Regions from separate parts of the Mus musculus genome. Here all the other regions are linked to region 1. Evidence: chromatin loops called from intact Hi-C (ENCODE). Cell type or tissue: heart. All regions are shown on one strand.

Region 1 (2,500 bases):
AAGGCTTAATTTCAAGTTATATTCAAGCTTTTTTTTTTTTTTTTTTTTTTTTTTTGGTTTTGTGAGACAGGGTTTCTCTGTGTAGCCCTGGCTGTCCTGGAACTCACTCTGTAGACCAGGCTGGCCTCGAACTCAGATATCCGCCTGCCTCTGCCTCCCAAGTGGTGGAATTAAAGGTGGGCACCACCACTCCCTGCCCTATATTCAAGCTTTATCTTACATTAAAATTCTTCATTTCAATGAAGGTGTAAAACTGCTAGACTGAGCCAAGGTCTACCTGGAAAATCATTAGTCCCTAAGCTCTGGGGGAGACACTGAGGGAGAATACACACATGTAATTTTTCTCAGAGAGCTTCCTCATATATGCATCTGTTAAGCAATACTGAGCCAGACCGCGTTTTTAGTGACCTCTTGCCCTTCTATCCCGTTGGCTAAAGCAGAGACTATCATTCTAGTTTGAGTGAATTCTGTTTATTTACTAGACTATTGAGAAGAATGAAGGGAAATGAAATTTTCCTTCAGTGAATAAGCGGCACATTTTCAGTCAGGTAAATAAAAATGGAAGAGCAAATATCATCAGTCAAGAACTGTAAGATTTCAGTCAGTATTCTTGAGCTATTTGACCACCTAATGCTGCTATTTGTCTGCTTAGTAAACTAGGGCTTTATCGTGAATGTACTGGGATCATTATTCAACTCCCAGACTGCCGGTGCCTGCCTGGCCTTTATTTAAAGTGACACAATTATCAGATTGGAGAATCTGCCACGCCATTGACTCAGCCCAGCAGAACACGAAACTGAGTTACAAGCATTAATTTGCTCTCACCAAGAGACAGGAAGCATTAAACAAGTCGAGTTCGAAGCAACATAATCTAGTCATCTCATTCACTTCAAAGTCAGCAGAATGGAAAGAGAAAGTCTGCGACTGACCACTAAATAGGCCACCTCTGCACTCAGAAATTCCTGGAGAGCGTTTCAAGTGTTCTCTGAAGGAAAGAATGCTGTGAAGTTCAGCTCTGGAAAGCCTCCGGGACACTTCTGAATGCACCAGACTTGATTGGGTGACACTAGAGGTCCCCCAGAGGCATGTGAGGAGGTTCAGAGAGATTAATGTGCAGGGGGCTGGGATGTGTCTGCCAACATCTGCTTCTCACTCTTGATAGTAACAGTTTGTGACTGTATCCACTGCTGCCTGGGGAGATCACATTTCCCAGCTGCCCTTGCAGTTTGATGTGGTCTTTGAAGTTTTTAGAGGAGTAATGTGAGGAAAAGTGATACTTACCACCTTCAGGTCTGGGACTGAAGACATCAAGAGGAAATTCTCAGATTCACTCACAGTTTCTAAAGACAAGAACACAATGACAGTCCTAACTATAGCAATGCAGAAGATGGGAACACCTTAGGGTCTCACGACTTCAGGGTTCACCCAGGAAGCATTAGAAAGACACAATAAAAGAAAGACTTTACCCAGGACCTACTAAAGCAATCTGCATTTTACTTAGGTCCTTATGGGAATCCAATATGCATTCAATTCTGAGGCACACAGGCCAGAGGATGGCAGAGCTGTCATGAAACTGGGTCTCCATTTAAGCAGAGATGTACCTCAGAGTGTAATGCTCACTCTGTGATACATGAGAAAGGCGACTGTGAAGTCAATTTGTTGCTGGTGCTTAAATTTATCAGAAACCAAATAGTGTGGCGGAATTCACAGTGTCTTGTTTACCAGAATATACTAGCAACTTCCCATGGGATACCTGTCCAGAGCTAACCAGTCTGCTGAAGTTCTGCCACTATGTGAGGATTCTAGAAGGTTCTGCTGCTCAGAAGTCATTGATAAAGTGGGGAGCTGGGGATGGGGACGAGAGTTCTGAATGGGTAGGTGCTTGACTCCAGGCTGGAAAACTAGAGGAATTAAAATAACTGAGAATCAGCTCTGCTCCCAGAATGCCCCAGCCATTCCTGGCAGCTGCAACAAAGCTTCAGGCTCCTTCTCTGCAGCCCTTGCCTGCAGCCAGCCCTAGGGCTCACTGGCCGAGTCAGAGCACTGCCCTTCCTATCCTAGCCCAGAGTGGAATTACGATCAGCATTAACTCTGTGAAGGAAATGACAAACTTACATTCCTAAGAATTCCCACAAGCTCGGTTACCTGGGGAGGTGCATGAGTTCATCAGACACCTGCATGTGTGCCAGAGATGTTCAAGGTCCTCTGTCACCCAGAAAGCAAGGACGTGTAGCATCACATCAGAGACAGGCAGGGGCATCTCCTACTGACAATGCTGAGGACAAGGCAGATATTTATTATAAATGCATGTTTATGTGCCAGGTAAACTTCAATGGAGTAAAATCAATTGAGCTCTTAAAAGTCATGGTTTCAGGGTGTTCACATGCATGAGGTTGTGCCTCCGGTGTCTTTCCTCAGGCAGTGTCCTCTGTTTTTTGAGATAGGTCTCGTATTGGCCCGAGGTTCACTGATTTGGTTAGACTGGCCCGGCCAGTGAGCC
Region 2 (2,500 bases), 55 kb after region 1:
ATATATGACCAGTTCAGTCCGTTAATGGGGTCCTAAGGGAGGGAGGGAGAATGGAAAAGAAAAGGACAATTAGACAACACTATAACATGACTCCAGCCAGTGCTGAGGCTGTTTTCTTTTTCTCCAGCCTGCTTTTATACCATTCTAGTGCATGCAAGGAATAAGATCAGTTCTAGGTTAAGGAACAAACAAGGCAATAAAACAAAGTCCGGTGATCACTGTTTCTGGGGGCTTATCAAGACCAAGAGATCTAAGCCTACTTCCTCCTACTCCAATGTCATATTCCTGCCAAATTCCCACAACATATGTTTTACTCATATCGTAAAACTATGTTGTAATAGAAAGAAGTGAAAGATATAAACAGAACTAGGAAGGATTATTGCAGGCTTAAAAATGAAAGAGATAAAGGAAGGACTGAAGGAAGGAAGGAAGGAAGGGAGGGAGGGAGGGAGGGAGGGAGGGAGGGAGGGAGGGAGGGAGGGAGGGATGGTGTCTTAGGATTTTTATCATTACAGTGAAACACCTTGACCAAAAAAGCAAACTGGGGAGAAAAGGGTTTATTTACCTTATGGTTCCAAATGACTGTTCATCATTGAAGAAAATCAGGTCAGGAACTCAAACAGGGCAGGAACCTAGAGGCAGGAGCTGATGCACAGGCCATGGAGGAGTGTGGCTTTCCTCTCATGGCTTGCTTAGCCTGCTTTCTTATAAGATTCAGGACCACAGTCCAGGGATGGCACCACCCGCAATGGGCTTGGCCCTCTCCCATCAATCACTAAGAAAATGCCATACATGTTGGAAATTGGTTCTAATGCTTTGATTCAATCAGGATTCTGTGTGTCCAAATGCTAAAGGTCTTTTCCCCAATTTTTTGATGTATCAATAAAAATGTCAGCAGCCAATGGCTGGGCAAAGGAAGATGGGCCGGGACCTTAGAGTTGTGCGAGCAAGGACACAGTGGGGAGGAGACACAGAACTCCAGGACTTGGGGAAGAAGGATGGGATGAAGGAGCAGCAGGAGATAAAGCCAACCAGCCATGTAAGATTTTGGGTAGATGGCCACTGGCCACTTTCCTGATTGGGCCTGGGGTAGCAGGGGAAGGTTTAGGAGTGCCTTCGAGGTAGCCAAGGCACTTTAAAAATAAGCTAGTGTGTGTGCACCTTTCATTCAAGAATCCAAAAATAGCTCCGGGGCTGGTGCAGTCAGCCAGGAGCCAAATCGGTGTAGCTAAAAACTCACCCCTACCCCTACCCCTGGATCTCACGGAGGCACTTCCTCACTTAAAGTTCCCTCTTTTCAGATAACTCTAGTTTGTGTGTCAAGTTGGCATAAGATCAGCTGGCATAGAGGGAAAGGGGACACGTTGGGCTGGATCTCATCTGGGAGTCAGGGCATTTAGTGAGCTACTGCATAAGCCTCAAGTGTTGAGGCTAGAGAAAGGACAAGCTGATGAGAGCAGGAAGGCAAGTCTCAAACTGAAGCTCTACCAAGACTTGTGGGCTGAGGTATGATGTAGTATTTTACCTGGGACTTACTCTTTATCATAAATATTCCTCACATCACAGGGCAACTAGTCAGCAAAGCTATCTTCCTGCTTAGCACCAGTACAGGGCAAAGCCCACAGGACAGGACAGGACAGAAGGAAGACTTCTCTTCTTATGCAGCTAGAGGACCCAGGGAGTCCTACACCTTTGAGGCTCCACTGACCAGGTATTTAATCTCAAAGGGACTCTGCTGGTGTCAAGGTAATGAAGTGCATGTGGGGAAGAGAGGAGAACAAGGTTGCTACTAAGTAGTCATGCTTACACAACACTGACTGTGGAAGGAATTGTAGTCTGTGGATGAGTCAGAAGCCTGGCATGGACTTCTTTGGGTTTTACAAAGCTGCAATTGAGACATCACACGGTTGAAGTTCTCACCTGGATTCTTGGTGGGGAAAGAATCAACTTCCAAGGTCACTTAAACTTACAGTTAGAATCCATGTCACTGGTTTATAGACAAGAGGCTGTTGGCTGGAGGTTGCCTCTGGACTCTTAGAGCCTACCACGCCTGCTCACCACAGGATGTCATGGCCATTTTCTTCACCAAGCCAGAAAGGATGGTCTCTACAGAAAGTCTGATGGCTAAAGGGAGCCTTTTATGACAGATTGTGGTCACAGTAGTGGCATCTGTGAGTCAGCTCTGCCACTGTTTAGAAGCAAGCCACAGGTGTTATCATGCAGTACATCCTTGGACAGCCAGAAACTCCTGGACAGACAGACAGCTCCTGGACCAAGAGACAAGACACATCATCTCTAGACAATAGCACCACTCCTGTGTCCATTGCCATGACACCCACTGTACATCCTTTTGCGCATGCGTCACGGTCCAGGTAAAAGACCTGTACTCTTGGTGCACCCAGCACTTGGGAGGCAGAGGCAGGCAGATTTCTGAGATCAAGGCCAGCCTGGTCTACAGAGTGAGTTCCAGAACAGCCAGGACTACACAGAGAAACCCTGT
Region 3 (2,500 bases), 110 kb after region 1:
TAATCCCAAACTGGTGAGGGTGTGACAGGCAGGTTCCTTGAGGCTCCCTGGTCCGCTAGACTAGCTTAACCGGGAACTTTCAGGTTAATGCGAGACTCACAAGACAAGACTGATGGTCCCTCTGCATGCCCTGGGACATACACTCATGAAGAGAGGAAGAGGGGGAAAGAGGAGAGCGCGTGGGGAGAGCATGGGCATGAAGGTGAGATGGGGGGAGGGAGAGATTTGAGAGCAGGCTCTCTTGAGGTGGAGGAAAGAGGAAAACCGCCACTGTGATCTCCTGCCATCCACCTTCTTTGAGACTTACTTTTCCTGCCCTGCCACTGAAGTTCCCAGGGACTCTCCCCTGTCCCCATGGATACACTGGGATAACAGGTTTTAGGCTGTTGCATCCTGCGTTGTGGAACTGAAAACTCAGGCTTCTCGCTGGTAAGCACTTTACTACTGAGCCAACTCCTCTTTAAAGATTTTAAAGGTTCAATAATGCTGGGACCAAGCCAAGCCATCAACACAGGGGCCTGTGGGGAATGCCCCAGAGCCAACTGGAGCAGACAGATTGCAACTTGGTCTATACTACTTGGCTCTGGAATAGCAGGCGTGCTCTCTACTAGGCAGATTGGACCAATGTGCACCTCGGGGGTACTCTATACGCATCCTGACATAGCGGGGGTTCTGTTTTGATCTTTGATCCCACAGGACTGCGTTCTCTGTCACACAGAGGACACTTGGTGGTTATCGGATGTCCATTTAACCTTTCTATTTGTCCTATAAACTTCATCCCACCGATTTTTCATTACTGTGAACTTTCTTGCATTTCTTATCTGGTCCGGTATACCATGTCCAGTATAAATACTGATTGAAGAATATGTCCATATCCTATTTTTTCTCAATTTCTGGTCCTAAATGTAAGCATTTAACCTCGCTCCTTTGAAATCCAGCCTGCTAGCTTGTAGGTGGGATCTGGCTGGGCTATCAGGTGTCTCGGAGCAACAGCGCCCTCCGAGCCTCGGGCAACTCTCCGAGGGGTCTGTCCTCACTCCCCTGCCCTTTCCAGCGGGGGGCGACCCGCGTCCGCGCGTGTCCCCACTCATGCCCAAACAAGGAAGCGCGGGAGCGGGCGCGCGCACGCGGTGGGCCAGGCAGCGGGTCTGCGGGGAGCGGGGCTCCGCCCGCGGGGGCGACCTCGGGCGGCGCGTGCGCCGTGCGCCCCAGCCGGCCGCCGGGATGCCTATTTTAGTCAAAGCCTCCGCGAACGGGGAGCGGGCCGGGGCCGCGCTGCCTGGGGACCCGCCGCGAGCCCGTCCAGCCACCGCCGCTCGCCGCCGCCGCCGCCGTCGCAAACTTTGCGCGCGCCGCCGCCCCCGGGCCCCGGGACGCGCAAGGTAAGGAGCCAGAGCGCGCGATCGCGCGGGAAAGTTGGGCACGGAGCGGCCGAGCAACTTGCGATGCGCCCGCGTCCCGCGTCGTCCTTGCAGCCGCCCTTCGCCTGCCCGCGCCCCGGTCCCTCGGCGGGACAGCGGGGGGCCGCGGAGCTGTGGACGCTGACACTGCTGTGAGAGCAGGGCGAGCGGGTCCCGGGTGGGGGAGCAGTGGGAGCCACGGGTCCTCGCCACCCGCCCGCGTCCTAGAGAAACGGGTGGCTGCCAGACGGATCCCACAAAACCGTCGCCCCGAGCCGCCCGGAGGTGCGCGGAGAGTCCGGGAAAATATCAGTGAATTGCGCGTCTCCTCAAAAGGTTTTTGCTCATCGCTATTCATCTTCTTCTTTTTTTTTTTTTTTTTTTTTTTTTTTTTTTTTTTTTTTTCTAATTTGGTCAAGGTTTAATGTGCTAGCTTGCTTCCTCGGTCAGGTATGTAGACCTGCAGATGCCTATTTGAAAACCAGTAGATGGGCACGCTTTTACTACAGTGAGTAATTTGGGGAATTAGACGTGGAGGATCTGATGAGAAAGATGACGTTCTGATTTTGACAGTTTACAAATTCATCCAGTAATCTAACCTTCTTCATTAGATCATCATTCATTATTCGTATAAGGGCAGTTCAGTGTAGGCCACTTAAACCTATTAAGAAGTGATTAAGCAGGCCGTTAGACTAAGTCATTGGATAGCGAAAAAAAATTGAACTGATTTATGACAGGTAAGAAGCATTTCACAGCAATATATGTAACTATATATCTACAGCTGCATATAACATTTGCGTATCTTTAATAAGTGTAGCGTAGCAAAGTATGTTCTACAATATGCCTGCATTTAAACCTGGCCATTTAGGGCCGGTGAAAGAGCTCAGGCCGTGAAGGTACATGCCAGCACGCCTGGCAACCTGGGTTGTATCCCCAGGACCCGCGAAGTGGAAGGGGAGAGTCTCCAGCAAGCTGTCCTCTGACTTATGCACCCGTACACCACTGTAGAAATAAACACATGTAATGCATTTTAATAGCTATTAATATTTTCTGGTTTTGAGGAAAATAATAGTTTTCCTTGCCAATTTCCTTTGACCAGA

The links. A loop is a pair of places that touch in the nucleus more often than their neighbours do. Peaks named below come from ENCODE experiments on the same cell type or tissue, not always from the same donor. Only the 100,000 strongest peaks of a DNase experiment are listed, where the experiment ranks them.
Region 2: a loop joins it to region 1, with 2.0 times the contacts of the local background. A loop is called at or near these places in 2 of 42 quality-filtered maps.
Region 3: a loop joins it to region 1, with 2.5 times the contacts of the local background. A loop is called at or near these places in 2 of 42 quality-filtered maps.

Annotation. Positions count from the first base shown.
Region 1 is chr10:45,229,100-45,231,599 of GRCm38, forward strand. No RefSeq gene overlaps it. Among named protein-coding and RNA genes, the nearest start is that of Gm26016, 38 kb to the right of the region's middle. RefSeq lists an enhancer at 1-2,500. In heart, no CTCF peak of the experiment used is centred here; a DNase peak (open chromatin) is centred at 1,052; H3K27ac peaks cover 2,500 bases.
Region 2 is chr10:45,284,591-45,287,090 of GRCm38, forward strand. No RefSeq gene overlaps it. Among named protein-coding and RNA genes, the nearest start is that of Popdc3, 3.5 kb to the right of the region's middle. In heart, no CTCF peak of the experiment used is centred here; a DNase peak (open chromatin) is centred at 1,221; H3K4me3 peaks cover 444 bases; H3K27ac peaks cover 967 bases.
Region 3 is chr10:45,334,500-45,336,999 of GRCm38, forward strand. It overlaps Bves (blood vessel epicardial substance), which reads left to right and starts at 1,236. Exons shown (of 8, transcript NM_024285.3): 1 at 1,236-1,382. In heart, no CTCF peak of the experiment used is centred here; a DNase peak (open chromatin) is centred at 1,252; H3K4me3 peaks cover 2,283 bases; H3K27ac peaks cover 2,172 bases.